2 separate regions of the Homo sapiens genome follow, and region 2 is linked to region 1. A link is an interaction called in ENCODE POLR2A ChIA-PET data of the cell type or tissue named here. Cell type or tissue: OCI-LY7. All regions are shown on one strand.

What was found. ChIA-PET counts read pairs that join two places held together with the same protein. Peaks named below come from ENCODE experiments on the same cell type or tissue, not always from the same donor. Only the 100,000 strongest peaks of a DNase experiment are listed, where the experiment ranks them.
Region 2: POLR2A ChIA-PET joins it to region 1 with 5 read pairs; 3 of 35 experiments call an interaction of 5 or more read pairs at or near these places.

What each region holds. Positions count from the first base shown.
Region 1 is chr3:169,840,438-169,842,937 of GRCh38, reverse strand. All of the region lies in intron 8 of LRRC31 (leucine rich repeat containing 31), which reads left to right. Among named protein-coding and RNA genes, the nearest start is that of LRRC31, 28 kb to the left of the region's middle. In OCI-LY7, no CTCF peak of the experiment used is centred here; a DNase peak (open chromatin) is centred at 1,447; H3K4me3 peaks cover 962 bases; H3K27ac peaks cover 1,006 bases.
Region 2 is chr3:169,991,633-169,994,132 of GRCh38, reverse strand. It overlaps SEC62 (SEC62 preprotein translocation factor), which reads right to left. Exons shown (of 8, transcript NM_003262.4): 8 at 1-1,539. The coding sequence ends at 1,070. Among named protein-coding and RNA genes, the nearest start is that of SEC62, 26 kb to the right of the region's middle. In OCI-LY7, no CTCF peak of the experiment used is centred here; no DNase peak of the experiment used is centred here; H3K27ac peaks cover 353 bases.

The DNA of each region.
Region 1 (2,500 bases):
GTCTTCTAAAAAATAAGCTTTTGATTTTTATTTATTTATTTCTCTGAATTAGACACCATTAAATATATTTAAGTTATTTTATTTAATGTTTATAATTAAAATTTGCTTCTTCATTTCGGTCTTTTTTATTTTTGTCTGCATCAAATTTTATTCACCATGTCTTCAGCCATTGTATATTTTTTCTTAATTTTTACTGACAGTTTTTTTCTCAGGTCAAATTTATACTTTTACATTTTATCAGGGTATATTTTCCTTCTTTGAATTTTTACTCAATAACAAGTATTACAGGCCAGGCATGGTGGCTCACGCCTGTAATCCCAGCACTTTGAGAGGACAAGGCAGGTGGATCACCTGAGGTCAGGAGTTCGAGACCAGCCTGGCCAACATGGTGAAACCCTGTCTCTACTAAAAGTACACAAATTAGCTGGGCATGGTGGCAGGTGCCTGTAATCCCAGCTACTCGAGAGGCTGAGGCAGGAGGATCACTTGAACCCGGGAGATGGAGGTTGCAGTGAGCTGAGATTGCGCCATTGCACTCCAGCCTGGGCAAGAGAGCAGACTCCATCTCAAAAAAACAAAAACAACAACAGCAACAAAAAACAAGTATTACTATATGTGGTTTTAGCAATTGTCACTTTTATATTTTTTCTAATAGAAACATTAAAAATTTGTTAATCACTAGCTTATATACATTTTAAAAATAATTAATGGCATTTATTTTTTCATACAGTAAACTATAAAGAGTATACCCATGGCCTACATTTCCCCTACCTAGATTTTTTAAAATGTAATAAATCTAAAATAATAAAATATAATAAAATAGGGTGCTCACATTATAAAATCCAAACAAAAAATAAATTTATTTATTTATGTATTTTATTTTATTTTTTTCTGAGAGGGAGTCTTGCTGTGTCACCCAGGCTAGAGTGCAGTGGCACGATCTTGGTTCACTGCAACCTCCACCTCCTGGGTTCAAGCAATTCTCCTACCTCAGCCTCCCGAGTAGCTGGGATTACAGGTGCCCGCCACCATGCCCAGCTCATTTTTGTATTTTTAGTAGAGACGGGGTTTCACTATCTTGGCCAGGCTGGTCTCGAACTCCTGACCTGGTGATCCACTCACCTCAGCCTCCCAAAGTGCTGGTATTACAGGTGTGAGCCACCACACCCAGCCTAAAATGTGTTTTTAAAAAACAAAAAAGTAGAAGAAAGGGGACTAGATGAGGCAAGATTGATGTAATGAAGATAATGTTGAAGTTGAATGATGGGTACATGGTGGTCCACTTTCTCCTATTCTCTCTACTTTTTGTGTTTGAAAATTTTCATAATACAACATTTTTTAAAAGAGAAAAAGCGTGCACATTGTTTTAACAGTTAGGTCTTGAGAATATTATGATTAATGTTGCGAGACAGGAAGGGAGACACACACTGACATGAACACCTAGAGACAGAGTGCAGCTGTTGTGTGCACGGGTGGCTGAGCTCTCAAATTCACTGTGGAATCAAACTGTTGGCAAGTGAAAGTGATGGAGTTGGAGCATCCTCCTTGATCTGAAAGCCATGCGTGTGAGGAAAGACTGAAAGACCAGGGCATGTTCAGTCCTACAGGGATAAAGTTTAAGGGAGACCTGGCTGTTGTCCAACACTGCAGGGCTGCCAGGAGGAAGAAGGAGCTGAATGTTACAGCTGACTGATTGGGGCACTGGGTGAAAGACACCAGAAGATAGATTGGGGCCCTGTGGGAGGGCTTCCTCCCGCTAGGAGCTGCTCCATAATGCTGGGGCAAACTTGAAAGAACAGTTCAGCCAGAATTGTGGTGGTCATGAGTAGAGAGGCTGTGAAAAGGATTTCTCTCTGATTATTGATTAGGAGGTTGGATAAGGAGACTTCCAAGATCCCTTGCAACGCTGAGATTCTATACAACCCACCTGATCTCTGCAATCCATTCCTGGGTTTGGTTGAAAAGGGAAGCATGTCCCATTTTCCGTGGTTATCTCTCCTGCCTCCTCTTACAGAAGTCTTTATTTCATCATTAACTTATTTATTTTCTGATCAAATAGCTCAGATTGTACATTAGTCATCATTTTTAAGTGCCATTGTAGGTAGTACTGATATGTTCTATTCAAAAGGAAAACTGTCACATGTATTGGGGTCTCTAAGGTGAATTGGAAATTATCCAGGTATGTTCTGCATATGGAAAATGCTCATTTAAATAATTGCTGGATGAAGAAGTACTGAATGAATGAAAATGAACAATTAAAGCAGCAAGATGATTATTTACAAATGGTCCTTAGTTAAAGCCAATGAGCCATCACTCTTTACATTTAATTAGAGAAAATCTGTAGGAAGAGCTCGGACTTCAGTGGAACAGAGAGCAGGAACTTGACAAAAAAAAATTATTGGGTTGAGATTTGGAAAAAGAAATAAAAAAAGCTGTAGATGGGATGTACAGAGAGGAAATCTGTTACTAATTTCAGATGTCCTGAATAAAGCTGCTAATA
Region 2 (2,500 bases), 150 kb before region 1:
TAGGAAATTATCTTTCACAGCAATGCCTCCTGGTCTGATAATACAGTATCTCATTTCTGAATGTAAAGATTTAAAATAAATCAAAATGAACATTAAGGCGTACAAAGCTACTTTAAGTCTGCTCTTAAGATCAGTTTTTGCTCATATTCAAAATACATGGAATGTTGGCACAAAACTGAAGCTGCTGTAGAAAGATCACAGATGTTCTGTGGGTTACTCAAACTTCCATTTCTCTAAAAACATACCCTTACATGGTCTTAATTTTATGAATTTAAGTGTTGAGAAATATCTAAATAATAAGTAACAATTAAAATAAAATGTTTTATTTGTAAATTATGTACAGAATACACTTTACGTTACGCCAATGAAATGGGGAGGGAGGAGGGAGAGCCATCACCTTCCAACAAATGCTGTTCACTTTCTCTGCTGGAGACGACCATCTTTCTCTCAGTCAGACGTACAAATCAGTGTGGATTTCCTACATTGGAAAAATAATTTAGCTAAACCAGAAGTGTTGCTGCATTGTTACTAGTTGGCTTGTTTCCACAAAATAGTTTTGAACTCTGCTAACTCAGAATCTTAAAAGAAATCTCCTGGTATAATTTTATAATGAAAAATAAAAACTATCAAGGACAATGAGTTTACACATCTTAAAGAAACTGTGAAATGGCTACATAACTATGCATAATGTGAAATGTTGGAGTTTCTTTGTTCCTTTTAAAGTTATTTTTGATTAGTCTAACAGTAAAAAGCCATAAAACTATCAAAAATTGCCATTAATGTAAATTTAACTGTGGAAAGTACATCTTTGATAACTGTCAAAATGAATGAGACCTACTTACTGTAAAATTATCAAATGGATAAAACATATTAATGGCTTTAAACTGTACCAATAATAGTGCCAATATTCTATAAAATGAAGGACCGAATATAACTGCTTGAATGTCAAATACATTTCAGTAGATAGATTTAAAGAATGCTACAAATGCCATGTGTTCAATATGGTAATCAGCCAACATAGAAAATCCAACCTCTTGTACTTATTCATTCAGTCCCAAAATTAGTCAGATTATGATTTTTCATGTGAAGATTTAGGTGTTTCTCCATCATTTTCCTCTTCCTCATCCTCTTCACAATCCCCATCTGTTTGCTGTTCCAGTTCCTCTTTTGTTATCATTTCAAAATCATTTCCATTTCCACTACTGTGCTGGGATCGATCATCTTCCCTCCTGTCACTGTCCGTGTCTGAATGCCGTTCTCCCCCCGAGCCTTCTGTTCCATGATTTCCTGGTCCTACTTTCCCCTCCTCATCTTCCTTTTTCTCACTGTCTGACTTTTCCTCACTGTCGGACTTCTGTTGCTTTTTGGTTTCAGACTTCTCATCTTTCTTTAAGTCTGCTTTTGGTCCTTTGTATTCATGTGTGTACAGAGGCCTGAAGGAGTCAATGAAGCCCACATCAGCAGTCAGATTTGGCAAGAACCAAAAGTGGTGCCTTCCTCCAGTTATGAGCCAAATGATGAGAAATAGAATGCATCGAGCTGTGGGGAGAAAAATTTCTCTAATTGAGTAATTCAAACACTGCCTCAGAAGGGAGTATTTGTTAATAAAAAGCTGGGAAAACAGTTTTATTATCTGCACATTTCATACACCTTAAATATTAATATTTAAATCCTGATTAGTGCTGGGCGTGGTGGCTAAACCTCTAATCCAAGCTACTTGGGAGGATCACTTGAGCCCAGGAGCTCGAGGCTGCAGTGAGCTATAATTACACCACTGCATGCCTGAAAACAAAAAATTCCTGACTAGTTTAGCAGCTATCACGGTATTCTAGGGGCACAGAATGTTGCTCTGAACTTGAGGTCACAATGCAATAATGTCACTGAAAAAAATTACTTCTTTTTTCCATCTGGGTGTACACTTACATGGATATACACTTCTGATTTATGTACTTTGTGATATTATGCTTCAATACACATAGCAATCAGTTGGGAATTTAAGTATTCATAAGATCATGGTGTAGGAAAAGAATAAAATAAAGAGATGAAAGGTGTTTAGGAAGGAAGCCTTTAAGAAGGAAAAGCAGGGCTGCATCATACTTCCCAAGGCCCTAGGCCCTTTTGCCTTTGTAAGGCACTTACTCCACAAAAACTATTAAATATTATATTTTCTATACATTTATGACTATATTTTCTGTACATCTGTATAAACACGAATAAAATACTGTATAGGTTTGCTATTACATACATGTATATACATTACTACTTCTGATTTAAAAGAAATAAAAATGAAAATATTTCTGTGGACCCCTATATGTATCTTGGTCCAAGGCACACGTTTACTATGCCTAAAGGATAAATTAGCCCTGGATAAGGAACCCCAGTATTAGAAAGTTTCCATCTTTTAATCCTTGTTTTCTTATTTATTTATTGAGGACAAGGTCTTGCTCTGTCACCCAGGCTGGAGTGCAGTGGCACAATCATGACTCGCTGCAGCCTCAAC